Linked DNA regions of Homo sapiens: all the other regions are linked to region 1. A link is a contact called in ENCODE Hi-C or POLR2A ChIA-PET data. All regions are on one chromosome and are shown on one strand. The core of a region is the stretch at or near the end of the contact, and the rest is flanking DNA. Distances in the headings are between cores, read along the strand shown.

Region 1 (4,691 bases), core at 1,287-3,786:
CTAATTTTTGTATTTTTAGTAGAGACGGGGTTTCACTATGTTGGCCAGGCTGGTCTCAAACTCCTGTCCTCAAGTGATCTGCCTGCCTGGGCCTCCCAAAGTGCTGGGATTACAGGCAGGAGCCACTGTGCCTGGCCTATTCTTCTCTTGAATCATTTTATTTCAGTGGATAGTTTTTATTTTAGAGATCATTTTTTCATTATTTGTTCTTTTTTATAGCATCCTATTCTTAATTTATGGATCCCATGTCATTCAAAAATATTGCTTAAAGTGAGTTTGGGGTTTTTCTTTGGTTTTCCTTACCTTTTTTCCCCTGAAGTCTCCTTTTTATGTTTGTTAGTTGTTTTACTGTCTCTTTTATGTCAACATGAAGAACTGAATATCTGACTCAATCTGGGTGTCAGGTATGTGGATTGTTATTTTTATTTATTTTATTTATTTTTATTATTATTATTTTTTGAGACGTTGTTGCTCTGTTGCCAGGCTGGAGTGCAGTGGCACAATCTCAGCTCACTGCAACCTCCACCTCCTGGGTTCAAGCAATTCTCCTACCTCAGTTTCCTGAGTGGCTGGGATTATAGGTGTGTGCAACCATGCCCGGCTATTTTTTTCTGTAGATTGTTATTAATTTTCCTATACTTTTCTTTATGTTGACTGATTTCGTATATACGGTTTTGGTAGATTGGAAACTTTGTATGTGTTTATATGTCCTCAGAACTGGAGGAATCTGCTATAAGGGGCCTTTTTGTTGGTGAACTTCCATGTGACAGAAGGACTTCCTAATCTTCTGCCTGAGTACATGTATTTGGCTGCTAAAATTCTGGGAAAGGGAAGGAAGAATGAAGGAAAGAAGCTTAGGAGCCCATTATTCAAGACAGGCGTCCACTTCATTCCTTGTTTTTGATACTATGACTCACCTCCACCTCTCTCTGGGCCTGGTGGCCTCACATCTGAAGCCTCTATAGTTTCATTTCTGCAAATAATAAGGCTTGAAGAGGGGTGACAGCAACTCCTGGCTGTGAGGGGTGGGAAGGGACACTTGGGATCCGTTATTTCCTTGCTCCATTTTTAGCCCATTGCCATATGCCTCAGTTGTCCATGGTAACTGGTACCTATAAATCCTGGAACTCTTGGGATCCCATCAGAGAAAATATACCCACTTCTTATCGACATCCCCCTTTGAAAACAATGAGGTTGTAACTTATGCTCCACGTCAGTTAGCTCTGTTTTCCATCTTCCATTTTTTAAAGACTAATATTTACATACATAAAAATTTTAATTCTCACTTGCTGATGTCTCTTGCTCCCTAATTTTTATCTTTGTAGGTTTATACTTTTAAAATTCCGTGTCTGCCATGCTGGTGGGGGTAGGGAGAGATCATTTAATTTTGTGTGGCTATATATTACCCTAAAATCTTGATGGGCTTTTGAGAAATCTCTCATGGCACACTGAAGAAATGCAGTTTCCAGCATTGGTCACACGGTGGCGGAGCGACCCTACGTTTAATTTATAGTTTCTCCATGCAAGCCCCACTGCCAACCCCACAAGAGTTGGGGTATTGGAGTCCTGGCTAATCCAGCAAGGTGGACTACAGAATTGTAGAATATTTCCATTGAACTGTTGGAGAGCTTTCGAGTCCATCTCCTTTAGAGACAAGGAAATGATTCACAGGAGTCAACTAATGTATCCAATACCCGGAAGTAGTAAGAATAAATTTGAACTTTAAATTTTTTTTTTTTTTTTTGAGGCGGAGTCTCACTCTGTTGCCTAGGCTGGAGTGCAGTGGTGTGATCTCGGCTCACTGCAACCTCCGCTTCCCAGGATCAAGTGATTCTCCTGCCTCAGCCTCCTGAGTAGCTGGGATTACAGGCATGCGTTCCCATGCCTGGCTAATTTTTGTATTTTTAGTAGAGACGGGGTTTCACCATGTTGGTCAGGCTGGTCTCAAACTCCTGACATTGTGATCCTCCCACCTCAGCTTCCCAAAGTGCTGAGATTACAGGCATGAGCCACCAGGCCCCGCCTTTTTTCTTTTTCTTTCTTTCTTTTTTTTTTTTTGAGACAGTCTTGCTCTGTTGCCCAGGCTGGAGTGCAGTGGCATGATCTCGGCTTACTAATACCTATCTCAGGTTCAAGTGATTCTCCTGCCTCAGCCTCCCAAGTAGCTGGGATTACAGGCACGTGCCACCACACCAGGCTAATTTTTATATTTTTAGTAGATGCAGGGTTTCACCATGTTGGCCAGGCTTGTCTCAAACTCCTGACCTCAAGTGATCCACCAGACTCGGCCTCCCAAGTGCTGGGATTACAGGCGTGAGCCACTGTGCCCAGACTAAAAGTTATAATTGAAGTTGCCTTTGAATCAAGATGGGACTGTGAATGTATGGAAGTGGGGGTGGGGAAAAGGAGGCCGCTGCATCCCCTGCTTGAATGTGATGGGAGAGGGAAGCTGAAGGAACGTCACCGGTTCACTCACTGCATGTTCTGAGCACCTGCTGCGTGGACAGCAATGCAATAAGATTTGTGAAAACACAAAAAGGACTAGAGTCCCTGCCCACCACTCGCTCACAATCCATTAAAGAGATAAGCCAGTTAACCACAAACAAGGAAGTAGGCAATAAATGCCCAACGGAAAAGCAGGCCAAATGTATTCTTCTCGGGATTTAGAAGAGAAAGGCAACTGCTCTGCTCAGAAGTGGGGAATATACCTGCTGGTGGGATTCGGGCTGGCCTTGGGAAAATAGCATAGGGCCACCTTTCTCAAATTGTAATTTGTGTGAGACTCCTCTGGGGCTTTTGTGTAATCATAGATGTGAATTGTGCAGAGCAGCTGCAGTTCTCAGAAGCTCCCAGGTGATTCCCATGCAGGTGATCTGAAGAACACACTTTGAGTAGCAAGGGTATGGGAACTGGTTCATGAACTTGGCTGCACATGGGAATCACATAGGAAGTTAAAAACGAACAAAAAGCCACTATCATCTCAGGAATTCTGGGGTGCAACCTTGGCATTAGTTTGTTTGCTTATTGTGTAAAGAAAGTGTCTCACTATACCCTCAGGCTGGTCTTGAACCCCTGGCCTCAAGCAGTCCTCCCATCTCGGCTTCCCAAAGTGCTGGGACTCCAGGCATGAACCACTGCACAGAGCCAGTGCTTGTATTTCTAAAAGCACTCCCCTAATGTGCAGTAAAGTTTGCACACCACTGGCATAGTAGATATTTGTCACTCTTTTTGCCCATCCAGTTACCTAAATCCCCCATCTTAGAGTCAGAGGCCACCTCCCACTATTGAAGCTGAAAACAAGAGATTCTCCCTTTTCCCCACTTCCCTGGCACCTGGGGCAGGGGCATGTATTTTGGGCTTCACCAACCAATAACCATCCAGACTGTGAACAAGAAGCCACTGAAACAAAGCAGAATCCATACAGTATCCATCCACCTTTGCAGGAGTTTTGGCACTGGCGGCAGCCAGTTTTCAGAGGCAGCAGGGACAATTCTTGGGGCGTGATGTCTGTGTTGATCAGCAGTGACTACAGGGCCTTAGCAGACCAATTCTTTTAAGTCTAATTTTGAGCACTGGTCTTGATGCACAATCTTTTTTGTTGTTGTTTTGGAGGGCACACCCGGATCTTGGTGCACAGCCTTTAAGACTGGTTCTATGGTCTTAGAGACTAGGAGCTACCCAGTATAACCGTAGACACACACGTTCACAGCCCTTTAGGGCTAAACTTATAATACATTTTTTTTTTTCGAGATGGGGGTCTCACTTTATCAACCAGGCTGGAGTGTGGAGTGGAGTGCAGTGGTGTAATCTTGGCTAACTATAGCCTCAACCTCCAGGACTCAACTGATCCTCCCACCTCAGTCTCCCAGGCAGCTGAGACCACAGATGCACACCACCATGCCTGGCTAATTTTTGTTATTTTTTGTAGAGACAGATTTTCGTCATGTTGCCCAGGCTGGTCTAGAACTATTGAGCTCAGGCAATCCACCCACCTCAGCCTCCCAAAGTGCTGAGATTACAGGCATGAGCCACCACGCCCAGCCCTTATAATACAAATTTTAAAACTTAATAAAACAAATGGGTAGATTAATAAATTGTTATAAGGCAAACCCCCTTGCAACCAATATCCATGTGAAAAGATTTTGCTATCCTAGGAACCCTCTGCTAAGAATATCCCTATCCTGGCCGGGCACAGTGGCTCCCGCCTGTAATCCCAGCACTTTGGGAGGCTGAGTGGGAGGCCGATTACCTGAGGTCAGGAGTTCGAGACCAGTCCGGGCAACATGGTGAAATGTCATCGCTGCTAAAAATATAAAAATTAGCCAGGCGTGGTGGTGGGTGCCTGTAATCCCAGCTACTGGGGAGGCTGAGGCATGAGAATCACTTGAAACTGGGAGGCAGAAGTTGCAGTGAGCCGAGATCATGCCATTGCACTCCAGCCTGGGTGACAGGGCGAGACTCTGTCTCAAAATAGTAATAATAATAATATCCCTATCCTGACTTCTAGGATAATGATTTTCTTAATTTACATTAGTATATTATGCTGTACTTTCCTAAACGCACTATAGTTCAGCTTTGCCTGCTTTTCTCTCTCTACCTATTGAAATTGAATTTTGAAGAGGCTGAAGCAATTGTCCTGTAAAGTTTACGGTCTGGATTTTGTTGATTGATTTAGTATAACATGTTCTGTG
Region 2 (4,691 bases), core at 734-3,233, 130 kb after region 1:
CACCAGGAGGAAAGAGGGACACAGGCAAAGAGATAGGAAAGTTGCAGAGGCTCCCTTTTTTGTTTGTTTGCTTGTTTGTTTGTTTGCTTGTTTTGAGACTCAGTCTTGCTCTGTCCAGGCTGGAGTGCAGTGGCACCATCTTGGCCCACTGCAACCTCTGCCTCCTGGGTTCAAGCTGATTCTCCTGCCTCAGCCTCCCGTGTAGCTGGGATTACAGGTGTGTGCCATCACACCCAGCTAATTTCTTTTTAGGCGGGTCTCACTCTGTCACCCAGGCTGGAATACAATAGCTCAATCATAACTAACTGTGGCCTCAAACTCCTGTGCTCAAGTGATCATCCTGCCTCAGCCTCCCAAGTAGCTGAGATTACAGGTGTGAGTCACTACACCCAGCTAATTTTTTTTTTTTTTAAGTGGAGATGGGGTCTCACTATGTTTCCCAGGCTGGTCTTGAACTCCTGGCCTCAAGCAGTCCTCCTGCCTCAGCCTCCCAAAGTTCTGGAATTAGAGGCGTGAGCCACCATGCCTGGGGTATTTTTATATTTTATCTAACAACATGAGTTTTCATTTATGGAGTTCCTGCATTGTTCTGGCCCTTTAGAGGCATGACTTCACAATAATACATTGATGTAGGAACTATGATCATCCCCATTTTCAGATGAAGAAACAAGTGTTTAAATAGGTTAAAAGAGGCCGGGCATGGTGTCTCACACCTGTAATCCCAGCACTTTGGAAGACCAAATCTGGCACATTGCTTGAGGCCCAGGGTTCAAGACCAGACTGGGCAACATGGTGAAACCCCGTCTCTACAAAAAATACAAAAATTAGCAGGGCAAGGTGGTATGCACCTGTAGTCCCAGCTGGTAGGGAGGCTGAGGTGGGAGGATTGCTTGAGCCTGGGAGGCGGAGGTTGCAGTGAACCGAGATTGCACCACCACACTCCAGCCTGGGCAGCAGAGCAAGACTCTATCTCAAAAAAAAAAAAAAGAAAAGAAAAGAAAAAGATGTGAAAAGACATGGAAGGTGGGGTGCAGTGGCTCATGCCTGTAATCCCAGCACTTTGGGAAGCTGAGGCGAGTGGATCACCTGACATCAGGAGTTCGAGACCAGCCTGGCCAATATGGTGAAACGCCATCTCTACTAAAAATACAAAAATTAGCCAGGCATGGTGGCGGGCACCTGTAATCTCAGCTACTCAGGAGGCTGAGGCAGGAGAATCATTGAACCCAAGAGGAGGAGGCTGCAGTGAGCTGAGATTGCACCACTGCACTCCAGCCTGGGCAACAGAGCAAGACTCCGTCTCAAAAAAAAAAGAAAAAAAGAGATGGAATGTGATGATGCCTGGTATTTCCTTCAAAATAAGTGGGAGCAAAGGGGATAAGTAGAGTATAGATGAAATAAAGTTACAGTGGGTTAATGATTATTCAAGCTGGATAATGAGTATATGGAGGTTCATCATACTAATGTGTGTCATTCATATATATTTGAAGCTTTCCATAATTAAAAGTTGTTTTTAGTCTGATCTAAGTCATACAACTATAAATGATGAAATTAGGTTTTGATCCCAGGCCCTCCTAACTTCAGAGCCTGCTCTCTTAACCTCTATGCTGGATACCTGGCAAGGTGCCTAAAAAGAGCTAAGCAGAAAAGATAAGTGATTTTCAGAGAATTCAGAAGGGATTTGGAAGCCTCTCAATTAATTTCTGCTCCGTTTTCTAGGTACTTCATGGGAAGGATCAACATAAGTAGAGCCAGATATTAATACCCCTCACCCAGAGCTTCTTATACAGAAGATGCCCTCCTTTTTTCTGCCTGCTTCTGAGTAGGTGCAGAAGCACCCATGAGAGAGTGGTTGGCAGCCAAAGTTTTCTAAAAACACCCAGGCAACAGCTGTCCTTGGCTGTCACCTGACTCACCAGGCCCTGAGTCAGCACCACTCCCCGACACAGCCTCCCCTGCTGAGCCAGATCTGACCTGCCCTTTCCTGGCTGAGCTGAACTAGTTGGGCCAGCCCAGCCCTGCACTATCCCAGCATTCTCCTCAGTGGGCAGCTTCTTGCTCCCTTACATGCATCTGGAGTTCCCACCCATGTGCTACCCTTGTCATCCAGGGCAGCAACCATATGCCTGAAACTCTAGCTCTGAAGAGAGCTAAAAGGCCCGCTCCATGTCCTCAGAGGCATGAACAGGGATCTGGAATCTGTGTCTGGATACAGATGACATAGGATGGCCTGGGCGCCAGCATCTTCCACCATCTGCAGAGGAAAGTCTTCCCTCTCTGGGTATCTCTGGGATTTGCTTTAGGCAAATAACCAGAATGAAATGTAAAGACACCCCCCTATTCCTGCAGAGCAGGATTCTAACACTAGGTTCAGTCCCAGAAGAGAACAAGTCTGGGGCAATATGAAGACCAAGATTTTGCTTCTGTGTTTGGTCTGTGTTTCTGTGAAAAACTCTCATGGATCATCTCATCTCAGCCTTTTCTTGGCCTAAACATGAAGCTACAGTAAGTGCTGACATATTCTCCAGGCATTCGTAGAGACTGAGCCTGGCACCATAATTGGAGGACACAGACACTGACCTCATTCCTAAGTCATTAAGGTGACACCTGCTTCCAACCTCAGACCTCCAGGCCACCCTGCTCTGAATCCTGGCCCTGCCACTGAGGCATACATGATCTTGAGCTAGTAACTAACCTTTGTGAGTCTCAGTTTTTCTCATCCGTACAGTAGGAATACAATACCTACCTTGCAGGTTGTCGTGAGGGTCAGACAAAGTAGTGCATGTGAAGCACTTTGTGGGTGAACAATAAAAATCTGTGTCCTTGCCTGGTGCAGTGGTGCATGCCTATAATCCCAGTACTTTGGGATGCTGAGGCCGGAGGATGGCTTGAGCCCAGGAGTTTGAGACCAGCTTGGGTAACATGGCGAAACCCTCTCTCTATAAATCCGGAAAAAATGGCAGGTGCAGTGGTGCATGCATGTAGTCTCAGCTACTCAGGAGGCTGAGGTGGGAGGATTGCTTGAGCCCAGGAGTCAGAGGTTGCAGTGAGCTGAGATCATACCACTGCATTCCAGCCCAGGCGACAGAGTAAGACCTTGTTTTAAAAAAAGGCTGGGTGCAGTGGCTCCTGCCTGTAATCCCAGCACTTTGGGAGGCCAAGGCAGGCAGATCACAAGGTCAAGAGATCGAGACCATCCTGGCCAGCATGGTGAAATGCCATCTCTATTAAAATTTAAAAAATTAGCTGGGCATGGTGGCATGTGCCTGTAGTCCCAGCAACTCAGGAGGCTGAGGCAGGAGAATTGCTTGAACCCGGGAGTCGGAGGTTGCAGTGAGCTGAGATTGCGCCACTGCAACCCTGCCTGGCGACAGAGCAAGACTCTATCTAAAAAAAAAAAAAAAAAAAAAATCAGTGTCTTTCACTTTGCCTTGTTCCTTGGGACCAGCTCTTATTCAAACTGTACTGATATCAAAGCTTTTAGGCCTGAGACCAAGCTCTGCCCAGCTCTCCACTCTTGATTCTGGGCATTCACACCAGAGTCCCAATACCTTCCCACTGATTCCCACGTCAAAAGACAAAATTCCAACAAATTTAGTTTAAACATTTTAACTGGCTTTCATTTGAAATTCCAGAATTGGGCAATATCTCATTCTACAAGGCAGAGTGAATGTTCCCATGAGCCGAGCAGAGGAGGTTGGTTTTAGAGACAGAAAGCAGAAACAAAACGAAAAGTGGATTCGTCGTTTCAAAGTTACTTTTCTCATAAAGGTTAAAGCAGAGGGGACTTCCTTATCACGCTGGCTAAAACTGGCCTTTTTGGAAATTTGGCTATTATCTCTCATTCTCCTGATTTCTTAGAAGGTCAGATAAACTTAATTTCAGCTTGGTGACATGAAACTTCAGCATGAGTAACTTCATTTTGGTTTGGTCTGTTGGACCTAGTGCAGGAGCTCAGTCCAAACCAATGGTCTCCAATAAATTGTATTTATACCTACATGGGCCAGTTGTTTTCTGGTCGTCTGCCAGCCCAGACCACACCACAGTCCTGACTTCATAATTCCATGCACTTTTTTTTTTTTTGAGATGAAGTCTCACCCTGTATCCTAGGCTGTAGCTTAATGGCATGATTTCGGCTCACTGCAAACTCCGCCTCACGGGTTCAAGCGATTCTCCTGCCTCAGTCTCCCAAGTAGTTGGGATTACAGGTACCCGCCACCATGCCCGGCTGACTTTTGTATTTTTATTAGAGACGTGGTTTCACCATGTTGGCCAGGCTGGTCTCAAACTCCTGACCTCAAGTGATCTGCCCGCTTTGGCCTCCTAAAATGCTGGGATTACAGGCGTGAGCCACCATGCCCAGCCCTTCATAATTCCATGCACTCTTAATTTGTGTCTGTCCCACTGGCTACTACCACACAGTTGGATCTGATAATTTCTGTGTACTCTCTCACTAACTCATTCCCTTCTTCCTCCTTTTCTTTAGCCTTAAAACTCCTGAAGGTGGGTTTTCCAGGGCCCCTTCTCCCATCACTGCCTTTTGTGTATTCTCATTGCTAAGGACCCACTGTCTTGAGTCTCCTGCAGGCAAACAGCCAGCTCTACCCCTTCCCCTTCTTTCCTCCAGGCTCCCCTGCCAGGGGAGGGATGTTATAGCTCTCTTACCAGCGTCAGGACTTTGTCTAATCACT
Region 3 (4,691 bases), core at 619-3,118, 100 kb before region 1:
GGCGTGGTGGTGTGCGCTTGTAATCCCAGCTACTCGGGAGCCTGAGGCAGGAGAATCACTTGAACCCGGGAGGAGGCTGCAGTGAGCCAAGATCGCGCCACTGCACTCCAGCCTGGACAACAAGAGCAAAACTGTCTCAAAAAAAAAAAAAAGTTGTAAACAAAACAAAACAAAAGAAACAATATATAACAGAGACCAAAGTGATCCTGCAAATCCTGAACTATTTACTGTCTGGACCTTTAACAACAACAACAAAATTTACCACTTCTGACCTAAATAATAAGTGTTACACGCAGTTAGGTGTTGAAGAAAGCATTACATGGGCAGGAGGCAGGCTCTGAACTGTAAAAACCTTGTAAGATTATCAAGAATCCTTTTTGCAATTTATTCAGAAGTGGTCAGGTCATCCAGTTTCTGCTTAAAGTGCTCACATGATGAGCACTCACTATGCAACTTGAGCTTTAAACAGAAACCTCTCTACTCTGTCTCTATACTCATTTCAGTCTTAACTTCGATGCCCCTTGTTTCCTGTCCTGCAGAGCTGTCAGTCTGGCGAGTAGTGAGACTCAGACTTATGTCTGAATGCTAGGTCTGTCACAGACTAGAAAATGTATATATTCTGAGCTTCCCAAACTTCATCTAGAAAATGCAAATGATAATAATTTGGGGAATGTGAGGACTAAACAAAAAGGTATGAAGGTGACCAGAGCACAGCAGGCTCTCAATGTGACTTCCTTTTGAAATCAATCACTTTATTCCAGGACTCCAGCCCATCATTCCAGCACAAAAACAGCTACCATGCAATGAAGAACTCTTCACTAGGAGTTAGTAGACTTAGGCTCCAGTCTTATTTCTACTACATATGGCCATGGGTAAAATCACTCTCTCTGATTCGTAGGCAGTTTCTTCACCGCTTAAGTGAGCTGAGGTGTGAACGACCAGATAGATAATCATCCAGATCGGAAAACCCCCGAGAGCGCAGGATTATCTGGATAACGGAGCCGGATGGAGGATTGTCTCCGTTCCTCCCACACTCAAGCCCCGAAAGGTCACCTGACCTAGTCTTATTCTTTACAGCAGAAATCGGGCAAACCCATGGCGCCGTCCACAATCTCTATAGCCGCCGACCTGGGTACAGGGGAAGCAGGCGAAACAACACACACTTCTACGCAGACCAGGGTTACATTAAGGCCGACGCCCACACACGCCCACACACACCCACACACACACACACACCCCCACACCCCCAGACTTCGTTAACTTGTGATGATAAATTAGGGCGCAGGTGACACTACTGTCCCGAACTTCAGCTGGAACGCTAGTCCAAGTCACTGTCCTAACTGCAGCTAGCACTGCCGACCTTGTCCGAGGAGTTTCCTTCCGCTCCCTCAACTCCCACTTTCCCAGGGAGGGGAGGGGGCCGGGGGCACCGGCGACAGTTGCGGGGAAGGAAGTGGAATCTCGCCTTTGGGAAAGCCCGGGCGGAGAGCTGAGGGCTCGCCGTCTCACCTTGGCTGACGTCCGCGAGGACTCCCTCTCGGAGCAAGGTTCAGGTCCAAGTACCAAGGCTCTGCGGGACCAAGGGGCGGGTCCTGCCCAGAAAGGGCCCCTCACCCCGCGGGCGGTCAGGGCCGTTCTTGAGGGCTGCCCTCCGGCCGCCTGACTGGAAAACCAGGCACTCCACCCCCTCCTCTCCGGGCCCCCGTCCTCCCCCGGAGAATACGACCTTTCGGCCATGTTAGCCAGGAGCGAGGGGCAGGGCTAAGGGGCCGGCGGCCACTCGGCATCTGGGTTTTAGTCAGGCAGTGCTCCAGGCGCCTGGCTGCCAGGCTACGGGAGAAAAGTCCTCCGCTCGGCCGCACCCGTTAGAGGCGCTCTCCACTGCTGTCCTCTTCAGCTCAAGATGGTGGCCTGCCGGGCGATTGGCATCCTCAGCCGCTTTTCTGCCTTCAGGATCCTCCGCTCCCGAGGTGAGGCCTGGCCGAGGGCATCCCAGACCTCCGGGCAGAACTCCTGCCGGGACTGGGGTGGCCCCGGAGCCGCGTCTCCCTTTCGCTGCCGCCTGCCCCAGCCCGGAGACGCAGCCCTCTGTGGGGATACTGCCCTGGGACCCGGTTTCCCGTGACCTTCTGAAGAGACTGTCACTTCCCCTCTCACGACTCCTGCGGCGATTTCAGGCTTCCTAACTCCCCAACTTTCTGAGTCTGGTGCCACTCGTTCTGTCACCTTTCCGCGGGTCTCTTGCGTCGCACTTCTGGGCTCACGCCCCTCATATTTTCTTGATCCGGAGTTCCAGGAGAATCGGGATCCATTCTGTCGCATCTTTGTGGCTCCACAGCACCTTGCCCCGCAACAAGAGCTGTCTTAAAAACAGCACCTTACCCCGCAACAAGCGCTGTCTTGTATGGGATTAATCAGCCTTGCAGATCACTGCCCCTCCCTGCTCCGTTCCCTCAAAACCATTTTTGTGCTTACTACCCCAATCAAGTAGGGAGCTCAACTCTTGCAGTTTCAGTAATGTCAGTGTGAACGTATAGTATTTTGAATTTCAGCGGGAAGTTCTGCAACTTACTGGAAGACACACTTTAAAAATACGCTAATACCTCTACCTTAAGCAATAAAATGTTAGATCGTTCTGAGAACGATTTGTAATCTGATGATTCCCAGTCAGCCTGTATTAGCTAGTGTTTTTCCTTTTCAAACTGGCAGTGAAAGGGTTAAAGTGGGTGGTTGTAGGAAACGTTGCATTTTCTTTCCATCCCAAATCTGTAAAGTCAAAAGTGGACAACGTTTTATTGCATGTTGTGCTTAATAAGTTACTTAACTAGAAATTTTAACTTTTAATTTAATTTGTAATATGAATTACCTCTCTTCCCTCTTCCGGAACCGCTGAAGTAGTATGCTTTTTTTAGACAAGTAGCTGAAATCCCTTACTGTAAGGGGATTTTTTTAATGATTGAATATTTTTCTGCTCCCTTTTTTCAACAGCTGTTTTTAGTCTCCACAAAACTGTAGCATGTATTTGCCAATTATAACATAAGCACATTATAGAACATTGAAATGCTGTAAGGATTGAGGAAAGAGATGAAAAAAAAACGAATCACCCATTGTCTTACTACTCATATGCTTACCTACGGTTAGCCTTCGGTTATGTTTCCTTACAGGTTTGGTGGTTTTTTTCCCCTATTTTCACAACACTTTTGAAAAGTAACGTGTAATTTTTATCTTACCCCTGCATTGGTTTGAAGGTATTTCTTATGGATCGGCAGCTGATGTCACTCGGAAGTGGTAGCCAGGGCACGTGGTTCTAGTCACTAGCTGTGTTACTTTGGACAAATGCCTTAAACTAAATGGGCTTTATTTTCCTCATCTGCAAAATGAATGATTGAGATGATGGATTTCCTTTGCATGAGAAGTAGCATGACAGAGCAATTAATAAACATTGTTTGGGCCGGGTGCGGTGGCTCACGCCTGTAATCCCAGCACTTTGGGAGGCCCAGGCGGGCGGATCACGAGGTCGGGAGATCGAGACCATCCTGGCTAACACGGTGAAACCCCGTCTCTACTAAAAATACAAGAAATTAGCCGGACGTGTTGGTGGGCGCCTGTAGTCCCAGCTACTCGGGAGGCTGAGGCAGGAGAATGGCGTGAGCCCGGGAGGCGGAGCTTGCAGTGAGCCGAGATCGCGCCACAGCACTCCAGCCTGGTCCTCCGTCTCAAAAACAAACAAACAAACAAAAAAAACATTGTTTGGAGTCTGACTTCTGGGTTTGGACCTGGCTCTGCCTTTTACCCTCTGATGACCTTGGGCAATTAATTTCTGTGTTTGTTTTCTCATTTGTAAAATGGGGAATAATACCACCTTGTGTGATGAAAAGGAGTTATTTTAGATATCAAGCAGTTTTTCATGGAGTAAGCACTCAGTAAATATTATTAACTCCAGCCTGGAAGAAATACGATTGTATATATCTGAGAGTTTTTAAAAGTAATTTGTACATCTTATGTGTGTAATAAAAAGCTACCAACCTAATTTTTCTGTTTTCTGTATAGAAATATATAGACACATAAATATATACTTTGCATTGTGTTTTCACCAGTAAGAAAGTATCATTCGTTGTAGTTACTGATCCCTTAATAGCAATTTATAAATTTTGAAAAAAAGTCTGGAAAGTGAATTTAAAATGACCTGCACCCTTATATTACTATTTAGACTCAATAGATCCTTCACAGTAAAAGTCTGTGCAAGGCTTTGCCAAACATTTAATGAGATTATGACCTTTGCTGGTGGATGATAAAATTCTCTTGAAAGGGGCCAGGCACGGTGGCTCATGCCTATAATCCCAGTATATTGGGAGGCCAAGGCGGGCAGATCACTTGAGGTCTAGCCTGGCCCACATGGTGAAACCCCATCTCTACCAAAAAATACCAGAATTGGCCAGGTGTGGTGGCACACGTCTGTAATCCCAACTACTCGGGAGGCTGAGGTGGGAGAATCGCTTGAACCCAGGAGGTGGAGGTTGCAGTGAGCCAAGATCACACCTGGAGGACAGAATGAGACCATATCTCAAAAAAAAAAAAATTATCTTGAAGGAGACTTGTAATTCTTGAAATTTTAAAGCATTCCTTCTCTACAAGTGCTATAATTCTGAATGTGAATATCAAATGAAAATCACTTCTTGACCAGAGTATGT

What was found. A loop is a pair of places that touch in the nucleus more often than their neighbours do. ChIA-PET counts read pairs that join two places held with the same protein, here RNA polymerase II (POLR2A). Pooled maps may share reads with other maps.
Region 2: a pooled map shows a loop between it and region 1 (2.0-fold over the local background). The contact joins two enhancer-like sites. A Hi-C loop is called at or near these places in 1 of 168 maps with a recorded cell type or tissue (heart right ventricle) and 1 of 50 pooled maps. POLR2A ChIA-PET finds 5 or more read pairs at or near these places in 5 of 52 experiments (H1, RWPE1, T-cell and 2 more).
Region 3: a loop to region 1 is called in a pooled map, with 2.2 times the contacts of the local background. The contact joins the promoter of HADHA here to the enhancer-like site in region 1. A Hi-C loop is called at or near these places in 2 of 50 pooled maps. POLR2A ChIA-PET finds 5 or more read pairs at or near these places in 2 of 52 experiments (HEK293 and activated T-cell).

What each region holds. Positions count from the first base shown.
Region 1 is chr2:26,142,061-26,146,751 of GRCh38, reverse strand. No RefSeq gene overlaps it. Among named protein-coding and RNA genes, the nearest start is that of GAREM2, 29 kb to the left of the region's middle. Within about 2 kb of position 2,536, at least 4 of the 41 ENCODE cell types and tissues checked have a DNase peak (open chromatin) inside an H3K27ac peak, as active enhancers do.
Region 2 is chr2:26,015,548-26,020,238 of GRCh38, reverse strand. No RefSeq gene overlaps it. Among named protein-coding and RNA genes, the nearest start is that of RAB10, 16 kb to the left of the region's middle. Within about 2 kb of position 1,983, at least 25 of the 41 ENCODE cell types and tissues checked have a DNase peak (open chromatin) inside an H3K27ac peak, as active enhancers do.
Region 3 is chr2:26,241,809-26,246,499 of GRCh38, reverse strand. It overlaps HADHA (hydroxyacyl-CoA dehydrogenase trifunctional multienzyme complex subunit alpha), which reads left to right and starts at 1,868. Exons shown (of 20, transcript NM_000182.5): 1 at 1,868-1,970. The coding sequence starts at 1,904. HADHB (hydroxyacyl-CoA dehydrogenase trifunctional multienzyme complex subunit beta) reads right to left here and starts at 1,561. Exons shown (of 16, transcript NM_000183.3): 1 at 1,510-1,561. RefSeq lists enhancers at 1-533, 1,392-1,491, 1,346-2,026, 3,512-4,052.